Regions from separate parts of the Mus musculus genome. Here region 1 is linked to region 2. Evidence: chromatin loops called from intact Hi-C (ENCODE). Cell type or tissue: gastrocnemius. All regions are shown on one strand.

Evidence for each region. Peaks named below come from ENCODE experiments on the same cell type or tissue, not always from the same donor. Only the 100,000 strongest peaks of a DNase experiment are listed, where the experiment ranks them.
Region 1: a loop joins it to region 2, with 3 times the contacts of the local background. A loop is called at or near these places in 2 of 42 quality-filtered maps.

The regions. Positions count from the first base shown.
Region 1 is chr8:94,393,398-94,401,397 of GRCm38, forward strand. It overlaps Herpud1 (homocysteine-inducible, endoplasmic reticulum stress-inducible, ubiquitin-like domain member 1), which reads left to right. Exons shown (of 8, transcript NM_022331.2): 7 at 399-504; 8 at 1,194-1,974. The coding sequence ends at 1,358. Among named protein-coding and RNA genes, the nearest start is that of Herpud1, 11 kb to the left of the region's middle. In gastrocnemius, no CTCF peak of the experiment used is centred here; a DNase peak (open chromatin) is centred at 4,130; H3K27ac peaks cover 405 bases.
Region 2 is chr8:94,273,990-94,281,989 of GRCm38, forward strand. It overlaps Nup93 (nucleoporin 93), which reads left to right. Exons shown (of 22, transcript NM_001357266.1): 4 at 7,282-7,344. Among named protein-coding and RNA genes, the nearest start is that of Mir138-2, 46 kb to the right of the region's middle. In gastrocnemius, CTCF peaks have their summits at 272 (motif pointing left) and 4,507 (motif pointing right); no DNase peak of the experiment used is centred here.

The DNA.
Region 1 (8,000 bases), 120 kb after region 2:
ATCTCTTTTGGGTTTGGTTTGCTTTGATGCTGTGAGGCTGGAGTTGAACCCTAGGCCGCCCCGCTTCTCTCCAGGCAAGTGGGCACTTTCCACTAAGTTATAGCTTCAGCTTTTTCCTTTCTCTTTTTTTTTTTTTTTTTTTTTTTTTGAGGCAGGGTCTTGCTGAGTTGGTCAATAGCATTGACCTCACTCTGTAGCCAAGGCAGAATTGCTATTACTATTTACTGCCGGTGAATAAAACACACACCCCTGCTTTTAAGGACCAGAGGCCTAAGAGAATCTAGGGACTGGCAGACTGGCTGCACAGGTAGTATTGTGTAAGCTTTGGGGCCTTCAGATTCTTATGTGAATCCCACAGTGACTTAGCTGAGATGTGCCTGTTTGTGCTTTCTTCAAAGGCACCACGTCGGGTGGTTTCCGTTCAGACAGAGGCCAGTTCAGAACTTCCCGGATGATGGTGGTCCTCGAGATGCTGCCAACCAGGACCCCAACAATAACCTCCAGGTACAGGCCTCACTGCCCGGCCCGCTCTAGTCCTGAGCTTGCAGACTTGTAAACTAGTGGTTTGCCATTTTTTAAGGCTAAGTATTTTATGTTTTTTTTTAAAAGTTATTCTTATGGCAACTATTTTTAAGACTTTCAATATTCTATATAGGCATATGGCAATTGGGATTTTTGCATATGTAATGATGGGGGGGTTGACCCACATTTTGAGAATAAGAGATATGTAACAGTATACTTAACTATGGAAACTGCTGGTGGGTAGTTATTCAAATTGACTGGGTACATAACCACATCTCAGAATAGATTTTCGTCATAAGGCAGATTAGTGCATCATCCTGAAGGGTATACTTTATAACAGAAATTGCCTCTGTAGTCTGCTTTTAGAACACTGAGATGCCAGATTGGTCTTTTAGCTCAGGGCATGGCCCAAATTAGAGGACTGGTTAGCGTGCAGCAAAGTTAATTACTATTTGATAGTAACTGAAGGCCCCTTCTCTGACGCTGGCCAAGGGAAGTGTTTGAACTATGGAAGGTCAATTGCAGATGTGCTATAGAATTGGAGAGGTACCTCCTGCAGCCAAGGGCTCATCCCCAGGGCTTGTCAGCCTGCTAGGCTTTATCCGGACCTGACTTCAGGATAGGTGTTCCTCTAGACCCTAATCATTTTCTCGTTGTGTCTTTGCCTATAGGGAGGTATGGACCCAGAAATGGAAGACCCCAACCGCCTCCCCCCAGACCGCGAAGTGCTGGACCCTGAGCACACCAGCCCCTCGTTTATGAGCACAGCATGGCTAGTCTTCAAGACTTTCTTTGCCTCTCTTCTTCCAGAAGGCCCACCAGCCCTAGCCAACTGATGGCCCTTGTGCTCTGTCGCTGGTGGCTTTGACAGCTCGGACTGGATCGTCTGGCTCCGGCTCCTTTTCCTCCCCTGGCGTGGACTCGACAGAGTCATTGAAAACCCACAGGATGACATGTGCTTCTGTGCCAAGCAAAAGCACAAACTAAGACATGAAGCCGTGGTACAAACTGAACAGGGCCCCTCATGTCGTTATTCTGAAGAGCTTTAATGTATACTGTATGTAGTTTCATAGGCACTGTAAGCAGAAGGCCCAGGGTCGCATGTTCTGCCTGAGCACCTCCCCAGATGTGTGTGCATGTGTGCTGTACATGGAAGTCATAGACGTGTGTGCATGTGTGCTCTACATGGAAGTCATAGATGCAGAAACGGTTCTGCTGGTTCGATTTGATTCCTGTTGGAATGTTCAAATTACACTAAGTGTACTACTTTATATAATCAGTGAATTGCTAGACATGTTAGCAGGACTTTTCTAGGAGAGACTTATGTATAATTGCTTTTTAAAATGCAGTGCTTTCCTTTAAACCGAGGGTGGCGACTTGGCAGAGGTAAAACCTTTGCCGAGTTTTCTGTTCAATAAAGTTTTGCTATGAATGACTGTAGCAGAGACTCCCATTGTCCTGGCAAGCTTGCTGTGTCTTTTGTCACTGGAGAATCAACAGTTGAGCTGCTGATTCTTAAGTAACCCAAATGCTTCTTTCCTAAAGGACTGTTTGTGCCAGCAAGGGACAAGGCTGCTGCAGAGGCTCTTGGTAACCAGGGCTGTGCCTCTGTGTGGCCTCATTTCCCACCTAAATGTCACCAGCTTATGTAGGAGCCCACCAAGACTAGATCCCCCAAATTCAAGGGACTGGCCTAATTATTTCTTCCGAGAAACTTCTATTTCAACTGAGAGAGGAAAGGATGAGCCTGGAAGGTTTTAGTCACCAACCCAGGTTCCTCATGAGTGACTTTAAAGCTACATCTGCCCTGAAAACAACCCTTATGCCTGGGTAGGGCAGAGACTGCCAGAAACCAAGCCCAGAGTCATCTTGGAAGTGAGTTACAGCACACGGTGTTCTCTCAATGTGAGAGATGAGGCTCTGGTGGCAGAAATACAAAGGGGGTTAACCTGGGGTTCTGTGATGTGCGCCCACTAAGCAGAGACTTTGAGTGCTCTGGCACAGGAGTTAGGAAGGGTTCTAACTGGTTAACAAGAACATGGACCTAAAGGTGGTCGCTACCAGAGGAAACAGAAGTGCTGGGGCTGCCTTAGTGTAGTATAGAGGAATGCTCCCTAATGCTGATGGAGTCTGCAGTGTTAGAGGAGACTTCTCGGGTATCAATTCCTAATCAAAATGGAGTGGTGTGTCTATGATAAAATCTCATGCCGGTGGTCCTCACCCCTGATAAGCCCCCTCTTTCTCAGTCTGCCCCTAAGCCCTCATGCAAATTCCCTATGATTGACTGTCAAAGGAAGCACCCACAGACCTGCTTCAAAGATAGTTCTGCATGGTAGCTCCTGGAAAAGGACAGCTATTAGCCTAGTGTCTGTCTGGCTGTCTGGCTGTCTGGCTGTCTGTCTCTCTCTCTCTCGTATCCCAGCATCCCAGAGAGATAACAGTGGTATAGGGAACTCTTTCTTGTGGGCAGAACTTTAGGTAATGGCATCATATATTTGGGGGAAGAGAAATAGCCAGAATCACAAGTGTATACTGATTAGACCTTGTTCGTAATTATACTGTGGTGTATACTAATTATATTGTGGTATATGCTCATTCTGTATTGCTGGTTATGGGCTGAGGCTGGTAATTTAGTTGGTTGGGCAAAGACTCTGAAGGAACAGGATTGAGAAGCTGGTGGCAGGAGCCCTGGAAAGAGGCATGAGCAGGCAAGAGTTCATGGTACCTGTGCCCTGTGTGAATTCTCACTAAGGAGTGATCGCCACAAAAAGGCTTTTAGAAAGAGGATGGAGGGGGGATGTTAGGGGGACCTGCTTGTGGATACCAGTTAGGCTCCTTCCCTCACCCCCCCCCATCACCACCATTGTCCCAATGGCTCATGAACAAAGTATCAGGGTGACAGGGATGGAGGTCTTGCCTAGATTCAACATGAATTCTACTAATGGTGAACCTGCTCGCAGCCACTACTGAGCGCTCAGTCTGCCAGTCACAAAAGGATGGTTATCAAGCCCTTTGTTTCTGTGTTTGGAGAGCTGTCTTCTCTGCTCAGTGTTTGATGCCAATGCTATTCTGTCTTCATGGTATTCTGTGAAGCTCCACTTCTGATAAGGACCTCCTTCTCAGTACATGCAGGGGGCAGTGGGTCGACACTCAGTGGGATTTCCTGCCTTATCCTGTTCCCTGTTGCACTGGACCAAATAGTGTTCACTAAAATACATCCACATGGAGCCGGTGAACATGACCTGATTTGGAAATGGAGTATAAACAGAGATAATCTGGTTAAGATGACGTCATATTGGACAGCCTTCTAGGAACAGGAAAATCTGGACACTGGGAGGACAGTCTCATGAAGACAGGCAAAGACTGGACTTGCACTGTCGAATAATGCATCGCCAGCAGCACCCAAAGCCAGAAGGAGCAAGAAGTGGTCTTCCATGGAGATTTCAAGCATGGCCTGTCCCTGCTGATGCTATTTCACACTTACCGCCTACGCTGTGAGGACATATGCCTGTGTTGTCTTGCAATGGCTCCTGATGATTTGTTATGGAAGCCTGTATTCTGAAGCAGCTGGGGAGTGGCCTTCCGTGGACTCAGTTACAGTTACAGCTCCACCATGTGGCCATGCCTTGCAAAGTGGGGACAACGTCCACTAGGGTTGTATGCACGGAATCAAGCCAGGATGGAGAGTGACTCTGCCCTAGTGAAACCTTTGCACCTCGGCCCAGCATCTAGAGGGCATACATAGGTCATGTGGCATATATAAGATTCCTAGGACTTCATAAGAACCTCAACCCCCAAACCAGGAGGCCCGAAGACATTCTTGAGTTCTAGAGGCTTGGAGTCTGGATGTGTTGGCAGGTGCTCCTAGCAGGGTTCTGATGGAAAATCCATTCTGGACCTTTTAGTGTCCTAGCAACATGATGCTCTCTGGGTAAGTAGCTACACCACTCCCCTTCCTTGCTGTACCATCACCTGGCCCAGTCCCCTCCTCCTGTGCCTCTGCATCATCATGTTGTCTTTTAAGGCGATCAGACATTGGATTTAAAACTGAAAATGCCACTGTTTCCATAAAAGCACACACTCTGAGGTTCTGGGTGGATATAGATTAGTGTGTGATAAGTTCTGATCTGAGTGTGTCCCCCCCCCCTCATTTTCATGTTGAAAACAATCTCCAAATTTCATATATTGATGGTCTTTGGGGGTGACACCTTTGGGAAGTAGAGTTAGCTGAGGTCATGAGAGTGGGGCATTCTTGATGGGATTAGTGGCTTTCTGAAGTAGACCCCAGTTTATAGCTCCCCAGTTCTGTCCATGTGAAGGCCCTTCTCCATATTATTATGTAACCAAAGGCCCTCCTGACCAGGTGCTGGCACCTTGACATTGAGCCCCCTAGCTTTGCTGAACTGTGAGCTACAAAAACCTCTCTTCTTCACAAACTATCAGGTTGCATTACTCAATTTTAGCAACAGAAACAGACTAACGCAGGAGTAATTTAACTAATCAACTCACAACAGTGAGCAATGATTAACCTGGGTGCCAAGCATAACATGGCCTGGTTGCTTTGGGCTCCCTGTGCTTTTGCAGTGACAAGAAGGAAGCTACTATATTGGTTGGAGTAATAGATACTGGTGATTGAGAGGGAATTGGGCCACATGGCAGAAGCAGAGGGGAAGATGGGATATGGAAGCCATGTCTCCGTACTGTCTACTTTCCGAAGGGGCCATTGCATCTCAATTCAGGCAGGATTTAGAAAGAAGAACTGGATCTCCCTCAACAGGAAGTGAAGCCCCTGTGGCCATGGTGCTCCCTCAGCACAGGAAGGTGGAGGACTCGGTGGAGGACGAAGATGAAAGCACCGCCTGCAGTCATGTGGCCAGCTTCCTGTGAGCAATGCCATTGTCAAGTGCACCTCTTGTTTTAATGTGAATAGCTGGTGGGAACTTGTAGGTAACACATCCACGTCCCTCTGTTTCCCTCCCCCTCTTACCCTTTATCATCTAAGGTAAGATACTAATGAATAGTTGTAATTTATGCCCCAGAATTCTAAGCCCCAGGTTCTCAGGGAATGAAGCGGCCATTTTTAGGGACTCTGCATATCCTCCTGCAGAGGAGGTCTGCGTGTTGCTACTGCACAAGGAATAACTGTCATTTCTCTGGAGGTTAAGGATGGTCTAAGGAGATGTGTGTGAGTGTCAAGTTGACAAAAGAAACTGTACTGCTCCAACTCAGCCTGGCTGAGTCCAGGTCTCCAAACACATAAACAGTACAGTTTGGCTTGTAAAGATAGAATGCTGTGACCAGGTGCCTTTAAATCAAGGGTGGTCCTCCCTAACCTGGGAAGGCCCACTCACGGGCTTGAGGTCTCCTCAGAGAGGAGAAATTAGACAGCTTTAACTGCCTGAGGTCCCTCCATGGCAGGACTGTCCAGCAACAAGCACAAAAGCCCACAACAATACACACACATCCCAGCTGCTTCTGCTGACGGTACCTGGACTGCTCAAGAGTCTCAACTCCTTGTTCCTGTGTATCATGTTGGCCAACACAGGTTGCCTGGTAGGCTGGGACACTTGTTGCATCAGGGGCTCTTCTCTTGCTTGTGTCTGAGAACAGAGTGTGTGTGGTGTCTCCAGCAAAGGCTGAGATTTCCCCATCTAGGCTGGAGTCTGTAGGAAGAGATAGGCCTCGATCCAAAGGCTTGAAGTGAGTCAGAAGCTTCAAATGGTGAAAAGAGCTGGGGCATCAGGCTGGGAAGATGTCTCCACTCATTATCATTGTGGGAGAGGAGGCATGTCAATCAACCTGTGACAAAATACCCAAGAAATTCAACTTATCAGCAGGAAGTATTTTGTCTCATGGTAGTGATTTGTGGTGTGTGTGTGTGTGTGTGTGTGTGTGTGTGTGTGTGTGTGTGTGTGTGTGTGTTGGGGGCAGGGGAAGATTAGATAGAGGTCCGGGAGAGCCCTGAGGAAACTGAACAGACTGAAGAGCTACAGATTCTCTGGGCAGGAGAGAGCTTGGTATGACATACATCTTGCATGGTAGCGTGTGCTTGAGGCTGAGCCAAGAGAAGTGATAGGGTATGAAACCGAGATGGGCAGGACAGCTTATGTGAGACACTATCAGCAGGGGGCTGGAGAGATGGCTCAGTGGTTAAGAGCACTGACTGCTCTCCCAAAGGTCCTGAGTTCAATTCCCAGCAACCACATGGTGGCTCACATGTGGTATCAGATGCCCTCTTCTGGTGCATCTGAAGACAGCCACAGTGTACTCATGTAAATAAAATAAGTGAATCTTAGAGAGAGAGAGAGAGAGAGAGAGAGAGAGAGAGAGAGAGAGAGAGAGAGAGAAGAGAAGGAAAGGAAAGGAAAGAAAAGAAAAGAAAAGAAAAGAAAAGAAAAGAAAAGAAAAGAAGTAGCTAAGGCAGGCTGGGGCCATTGGAAGAGCAGTGAGCCGTGAAGTTTGATGGTGATATACTCTGTGCAGTTTAAGAAGGAAGAGGGAAAATGAGCCAAGTGTCTTCACTGACTCGTGAAGACAGTTCCTCCACATCCTCCCTCCATGGGCAGGTAGACAATGACAATCCCAGAGACTGTATCAGCCAGCATCATAGCTCTTAGGTTATGAACACTTTTGTGTTTCCCTTTAAAAGAAAAACTTAAAAAATAATGTGTGTGTGTGTGTGTGTGTGTGTGTGGGAGGGTGGGGAAGCGGTGTTGTCATAGGCATTTGTGAGCTTCCCAGTATGGGTGCTCGGAATCAAACTCGGGTCCTCTGCAGGAGCAGTATGCACACTTAACTGCCGAGCCGTCTCTCCAGCTGGTTCTCTTATGTTCTGAATAGTCGCTGAAGAACACATCTCCTAGCGTAGCTCCCTTATGGCCGGAGAAAGGATGTCAAGATCAGGCCTGCTGCATCCTTATGGATCAGGTATAGCAAACCTACTCAGAGCCAGCTCATGGAGGGGGAGCAGACAAGAAGACAGCAGAGTGCCGGCCAACGTTGATGAGCAGCATTGGGAACGGGGGCACTGTGACACCACCTGGTACTAGTGGCAGAAGACAGTGGGAAAGTAGAAGGTTGTTCTGAGGACAGCTGGCTGGCTGGGGCTGACCTGAGATTGTTCCCACAGAAGGACAGTGGAGTTGACACAAGAGGGCCTGTTTGTTTCCCTTAGCAGGGCGCCTAAGGGAAGTCACACTGCCTCCAAGCTCCTGTTCCCCACAGATTGACAGACACTAGCTCTGCCAAGACCAAGTCCACAAGGCTCCAAGGAAGCCACGTGTGCCTTCTAAAGGTCTCTCTGGTGGCACAGGTGTAGGGTAAGCTGAATGAAAGAAACATTTGTCTACTGTGTTATTTTTTTTAAAGGTATTAAGTAAATGTATTCTTCGAGTCAAGTGAGGACATACAGTTCTCCCTTTAAAATCCATTTAACTAAAAGAACAGGTGAAACGTTCTAAAAAGTTAAGCAAGCAGGA
Region 2 (8,000 bases):
TGCTGAGCATTTTTGTGTTTATTAGATCTCCTCTGGGACACTGAGTTCTCCTCCTGGGGGAGAATTAGAAAACTGCCAAGTAAACCAGTTTGAATAATAATTTGATCTGCCTTAAAGGATCCAAATAAGCATACAATTTTATGGCCCTCTTTAAAGCGTTAACACTTGAAGTTCATTTTGTTCAAAATACAAAGTGAGATTCGTCATCGTGACTTGTACAGCACTATGCCACCTCTGGCTCCAGACTTATCTGAGCATGCATCTGCTGCCACCTGCTGAAAGGGCCGAGAGGCTCAGCACAGGCTCACACAACAGCATCCGACTAGTGGCATCATTCTTGTCTGTCTGACCCTACTCTCTTATGGGGAACATATGCAGTCTATCAACAGATAATTTGACATTTTTGTAGAAAACAAGCAGTGGGACTTACTTTAAATCTGAGTTGGAGATTAAAGTATAAACGTTAGTTGAGATTCAGCCTCATTCTATATATTATCTTATCACAGTACTCTCTATCTGATAAAATGACCCAAAGTACTTTAAGACATTATGTAAATTCTCTAATTTAAAGCTTGGGGACTACCCAAATATAAAAGTGTCAGTTCTTTGAGTTTTATCATTTGCACTTGAATGATTCCTGGGGGAGTATCGGCAGACACCGTGGAAAGGGCTGCTGAAGAGCAACCATATCCACACCAGCGCAGAGGCCCAGCTCACTGTGGGTTTTGTTTCATCTCGGAATAAGAATTACTACTCTGTTTATTTATCCACTTCCTTTATCGCCATCCCCAAAAGACAGGGTTGCAATATATAGCCCTGGCTGTCTTTGAATTCTCTATGTAGATCAGGCTGGCCTCAAATTGACAAGAGATCCGCCTGCCTCTGCATCCCAAGTGCTAGGATTAAAGGCATGTGCCACCACTCCTTTTCTTGCTTATTTTGTCTTTATGCCTTTTATTCATGCCTTGGCAGTTCATTCAATTGTAGTGTTCATTCCTAATATCACTGTTGACTTCACATTAATATTTTGATTTGGGGGCTGGCTAGATGACTCATCGAGTAAAAGCATTTGCTGCCAAATCTAAGAACTTGAGCTCAAACTCTGGAAGCCATGTGATGGAAGGAGAGAACCAACTCACTGGTTGTCTCTGACCTCTGACCTCTACATGTGTCATGACCCCTGGCCCAAATAAGAAAATGTAAAATTTTAAATGTAAGTATTTTGAATGTTGGTTATTACAGAGTTCCTGTTGATTTGTATCTGTCATGCATATTAAATGGGAGGCAGCACCGAGGTTCTGTGCTGTCCACTGTGGATTTTGCATCTTGTCAGATACCCACGGGCTGTAGTGCTGTCTCCATTTGACAGCATGGTTGGCTGGTTGGTCTGTTGAAGGAAAGAGAGAATAAGGAGTGTTTTGTGTCATGAGGGCCATATCAAATATGGCTTTTCCTTTGTGCAGCAGCCTCTAATTTAATGCATATCTGTGTGAACAGCAGTGAGGAACTTTATATGTTCTTCAAGTCATGCTTACTTGTAAATGGAAGCTGAGACCTGTTTAAAAAAAAGCAGCATAAAATATATTTTTTAATGGCTTTTCTTTTCTGACTTAACTGTACATAGAAAATTTCCTCATTAGAGATTCTTATTTTTGTTTAAGATTTATTTATTTATTTCATGTATGTGAGGACACCATCACTGTCTTCAGACACACCAGAAGAGGACATCGGATCTCATTACAGATGGTTGTGAGCCACCTTATGGTTGCTGGGAATTGAACTCAGGACCTCTGGAAGAGCAGTCAGTGCTCTTAACTGCTGAGCCATCTCTCCAGCCCTAGAGATTCTTTTTTAAAAGATTATGTTGTATGTGTGCATGCATGCATGCGCATGTGTACACACGTGCGTATGGAGTTCTGAGAATCTGAACTCAGGTCCTCAGGATTTCAAAAGGAAGAGCATGTTTACTTGCTGAACCAGTTCCTCACCGTTGAGGAGCAGATAAGCTAAGAAATATGTCCATTAGGCACAACAGAGGTCTGTTTGCCTAGGCCTCTTCTCTCCTCTTCTCTGGGGTACTCTGAATACCAGAGTCTGTATTGACTACAGTAAGGCTCATCTTCCTGTCCTCTAGCTATTTAGGAGCCACTTTGGCTACTGGGTCCTTGAAATACCTACAGTATTGGTAGGAAAATGGACGTAACCTTGAAGTTCTGGTCTGGGTTATTCTCCATCAGGTACATCACAAGGCAGCCTAGTTCCTCTAGCAAAGATGAACTGGAGAGATGGTTCAGCAGTTAAGAGCACTTGCTGCTTTTGCAGAAGGCCTGGATTCAGTTCTCTGCACCCATGTGGCTGCTGTAAGTCCAGTTCCAGAGGAGCCCTCTTCTGACCTTCATAGAAACCAGGCATTCATATGTTAGCACATATATGTAAACACTCAGGCCTGTGTGTGGTTTATACTGTGGATCTTTTAGACTTATGATGTCTATGCTTCTCTACTGTTAAAAGGATTGGCCCTGGATGTCATTGAATTGCCCAATTCCTTCCTGAATGGGAGCTATTGTGTGCTCCAGAAAGCTGGAAATCAAAACCCATTCCAAGAGCCAGTGATGTGTCTATTCTGGGACCCTAGAAGGGCGGAGCAAATAGGAAAGTTGGGTATGGGCATATTAACCCCAAAGGCCTGCAGCCATCTCTGAGTAGGAGGGAAGCTGTGCACAAGGCCTTCCCAGTAGTGGAGACCCAGCTCAGCCTTTACCTTTGTACCCTAACTTGATTTTCCAGAGATCCCACTTTTTGATAAATGATAAAACACCTTTCCAGGATGAGGATAGACTTTAAAGTTTTAAGGAGAGTCTCACAGAAACCAAAAAGAAAAGACTGGTAATCCTACCAGCAAGAATAAGACCACTACACAATTTTTGAGCCAAATTTGAAGCTAGCTTTAATACTGGCTAGCTGTATTTAATCCAAAAGGATGGATACTGGATTCCCATAGTATGTCACTGAATTATAATAAACAGGGGCTTATAAAGGCAAGAACCACAAGGCTATATGTACTTGTCCAGTCAAGGGCAAACATACATCCTGACATACCTCCTGCCTGTATGTGACCAAGCACATCCTGTAGAGTTGGGACAACCGAGGTTGTTCACAGATGCAGAGCAACAGCCTCTAGCACTCCAGTGTGTTATCTGCTCTTGGCAAGTAGGGCTTGCAGATTAGAAGCATGTTTGTTTTATAAATCTCCCAAGCATAGTAATTTAAACTGAAAACAACTTTAGTCATAGCAAGTCTAGGAAGAGGCTTGGGAAACCTGGATGGAGACAGATTATGTTTCTGCCCACCTGTTCAGTTTATTCTTGTTATGCTTTGGGGTTTGGTGTTTTGAGACAAGTTATTACTCTGAGGCTCAGGTTGGCCTTGAACTCACAGCAATCTTTCCTAGTACTGGGATTACAGTGGTGAGCCACCATACCTGGCCCCATCCAGGCTCTGAGACTGAAGAGGAGGAGGAAGAAGACAGGAGTCTTTTATCCATTTGGATGTTTAATTTTGCTTTCATTATTTTATATGGTAAAATACATATTGTCCCCATCTTTAATTTAGCAATTTTATTCCAGCCCTGTGTAACTGTTACCAGAGTTGTTAAGAGTCAAAGCCTGGGGCTGGGTGTGGTGGCACACACCTTTAATCCCAGCACTTGGGAGGCAGAGGCAGGCGGATTTCTGAGTTCGAGGCCAGCCTGGTCTACAAAGTGAGTTCCAGGTCAGCCAGGGCCATACAGAGAAACCCTGTCTCAAAAAAAAAAAAAAAAAAAAAAAAAAGAGTCAAAGCCTGGGTCCTAGCTAGGGCTACTCATCCTCTCTAGACCAATTAAAGAAAGAAGTAAGGTTGAAGGACAGAGGACAGAGCCAGATGTGGTGGCTCTTTCAATATGGTCATACTGGGAAAGGAGCAAATGGACCCCACCCCCTCCAAATCTAGCTTCAAGGTCCTGACATGAGGTTTAGGTTAAAACAGAGAACAAGAAGTATGCCTAGCCAAGCAGTGCTAGTCTGATTGTGTGCCTCCCCATCATTATCCGGACTGCAGGCTGGCCTGCAGGGTGGTCTAAGGAGTTGTCAGACCTGTGTTAAGTTTCTGTCCTGGGGACAAGTTCTGGCTGGTGCTAAGTTTCAGCCCTTTTTCTCCCATCAGTGAGATACCTGGGGAAATTGGAATTTCTTGGGTAGTCTTAATAGTTTGATAGCCTATGGGAGAGAGACAGTGACTTTAGAATATCTTCATTCATGACTTTTCCCAAAGGTGTGTTCTTTTTTTTTTTTTTTGGTTTTTCGAGACAGGGTTTCTCTGTAGCCCTGTCACTTTGTAGACCCAGGCTGGCCTCGAACTAGGAAATCCTCCTGCCTCTGCCTCCCGAGTGCTGGGATTAAAGGCGTGCACCACCACGCCCGGCTAGGTGTGTTCTTTGGAGTAAATTAATCATCACCACTAGATGGCACAAGATTCCATCCATCACTACTGTGTACCTGTTAGTTCTTTTTAAAAGGTAGGCTGCTACTGTATAGTTTTGAAAGTATATAATATGTATAATCTATTCTAATGTTTCCTTGTAGAAAGGAATAAAAGATAAATATCAAAGAGCAGAATAAGTGTAATTGGCCCTATATATAACCAAACACAAACATTCTAGAATAAGCATTTTGTCTGACGTACAATGTGGTGGCACAGACCTGTGATACCAGTGATTGGGATGCTGGGCTAGGGAGTTTTAAACATCTTTGGAGAGAGAAATAGCAAGACCTATTGGAGGGATATTGAATATATGTAGATTTTCTTGTCATTATTGCCTAAATAATATGCTATATAAGCTCTCAACCCTAGATTCACATTGTGTTAGTGACCTATGGCTTAAAAATGTTCACAGGTCGCATGCAGATACTCTGCTGTCTGGGGAAGGGTCTGGACCTGTCTTCCAGGAGTTCTGAGAAATGGTTGTGTTGTGGGTTGTGTGTACTACAGAGAGCAGGTAGTCTTTGAGGTACATAGTGGTGTGGTCTTTGTTCATATGTGGGCCGTATCTGAAATCCGAGTCTCATGCACAAATGCTTCATTTAATATGTTGAGATTTTTTACAATATAGCTTTTAAAAGACAAGGAGCTTAAGACTAAGCTGATCCCAATAATTTGTTATTTCTTTTTGCTATGATACTCTTTTATTTTTGGAAATTATAATAAAATTACATCATTTACCCCCTTCTCTTTCCTCCCTCCTGCCCCTCCCATGTAAACCCCCTGCCCCAGTTTTCTTCAAATATATGATCTTTTTTTCCTTTAATTGCTGGTAATGTTGGTTTGCATGAGTGAGTGAGAGAGAGAGAGAGAGAGAGAGAGAGAGAGAGAGAGAGAGAGAAAGAGAGAGAGAGAGAGTGTGTATGTGTGAGAGAGAGAGAGAGAGAGAGAAAATTCTTTTTAATTCAATTGAGGGCTCTGTTTCACAAGAAGTACTTCTCTTTTAAGTGTGTCTGACTACTGCTTTGCATGCTTGTATGTATGTATGTATGTTTGTAGATATGTATGTATGTATGTATGTATGTGAAATACATGAATATAGGCATAGTTAAAAGAAGTTAATATGCTGATCATTGACTTGGGAAGATCAGGGAAGCATAGAAGGGAGATAGAATATCAGGTTTAACATACTGCCCTCTGCATTAGCCATAACAGAAAAGTTAAACTAGGCCTTATCAATGGTGGCTTCTCCTCCCACCTTTAATCGAACAGCTTCCTGAGCAGCAGCACATGGCCCCTGCCTACTCATGGGCCACAGTAGTTGATGCATAGCTTTGCTTATAAATGGTGAAACTGTAAGCCTTTAATTTAGCCTTAGCCATTGAAGCCCTTATGAGAAAGATAGTGAGATAGATGCTACACAGTTGAGACCCTGTTTGAAAAATAGAGAATTCATAATACAAGATTGACCTTTTCCATGAAGGACAATGTATGTATATTTTATGATTACATCATCTCCCTTTCCTGTATGTGGGACCATTACTAAAAAGGGACTGAAGCCTTTCCCTAACCCTCACCTCATACCCTGTTGTCAGTGTAGACAGCAGTGTGCATTGAATCCTCAGAGCTGCCCTGGAGCCGTCTTCCCGAGGGGACTGTTTGCTGGCTGCTGGCTGCTGGCTGCTGGCTGCAGGCTGCCTTGGAGTATGAGAGCAAGGTGCAGGGGAATCGTGGGCCAGTGGATAAGGGATCTTGGAGATCTGAGAATATTATTAATATCTTATCCAAATTATATCGCCTTCCATTCATATTTGCTAACCAGCAGCTTAAGAACTAGGTTATTTGGACAGAGTGCATAAAGCTACAGCTGTTAAAATGACAAGTATGCAAACTAACCAGATCTGTAGAAAACCACCCGATAGTCTTAAGTGAGCTTGCCATTTAAAAGTGTTTGCTTAGTTCTTTCTTTTACATTCCCCAAATTCTTTTTAAAAAATCATAAAGAAAGCATTACAAAGAAAGCAGGTCATTAAAATGTATAAATGTATGAATAGTGTGCTTGCCAACTGTGCTGTACAGAATTTAGGTGGATCTGGGGTGTAGCATAACTTGGAGTCTTTCATTACAACCAAGACTTTGATCTCCATACATGATGAATATGTAATACTAATTGTAGCTTTCCTTGTTTCCGCTTAGACCTCTCAGCCCCAAGCTGTGGAAAAGAAGCTTTACCTTTGTATAAAAGACAGGGTCTGCCTGTGTGCATCTGTGGCTGTTGTCACCGTCTCTTGTATCCTCCCTCAGCTGACCTCATCTCAGGCAAATAGACAGTGAACAAGAACCAGGAGGCCACCCTGAGCACTTTCCTTAACGTCTCCCACATATCTAGACAATCAGTATTAATGGTAGAGCTGTGTACTGAGCCTTGGGTCCAAGAACTTGATTGCATTATCTCATTATTATACATAAGTCAGCTGACATTTAGAGTTTGGTTAATGTCCTGCCATTAGTAAATGGAGGCACTAGGCTTTGGCAGGGGCAGAGAGGATAGAGAGTACAGAGTCTCCAATATCCCCATTTGGCCTGCAAACTTCCTGCGTTACTGGAAATGGCCTTGAGCTCCTGATTCTCCTGTCTCCACCTCGGAGCCAGAGTTAAAGACATGCATTGCTACAGCAGGTTCTTGGGTTTACCTTTGGCTCAGGAGTATACTTCTGCTATTTGGAAGTAACCTTGGTTATGTGGCTTTACTTCATTTTCTAGGGCTTCCTGAAGAATGAGAAAGATAATGCCTTGTTGTCTGCTATTGAAGAGTCCCGGAAGAGGGTAAGAAACAACCGACATGAGATGCATGAGTGATAGTGTTAACTAGTGGATTGCAAGTCCTGCCTGTTCTGTTTCCTTCATCTTACCGAATGATGGTGACACTTTTTTTTAAAACTAACATTTTGTTTTATACTGTTTATTTCGGGGGGGGGGGGGCATGTAGAACTAAAGGACACCTTTTGTGGGTTGGTTATTTCCTTTTACCATGTCGGTTTGGGGCTCAAACCCAGGTTTCCAGGTTGGTAGCAAGGCTATATCACCATGCTAACATTTTCTCAAATCCTTTTAGAATATGTTTGGTATGCTAAATGATAACAGATACATCACCCAGAGCAGCCATTGTACATTCTAGCCTCTCTCCACCCCTGCAAATGCTCTCAACACGGAAATATCAGAACAGATAGTTTTACACAGGTGTTTCTGGGTGGTTTCATTCTGGGAAAGAATAGTAATTATTAGGTGAGATTTCCCAAGACACAGCAATATAGCATCCCATGTTGGATAAATGTGTATATTTTGGAGAAGCATTCCTTCATGATGCTCACAGGTCCTTTACTAGTGTGCATTAGCTCCTCTTGTTTCTGACAAGGACTGCAGCTTTTCAGTAACATCCCAGTTCAGAGTCAAAGTTTTGAGGCTCCTGAGAGGTCTTTGGG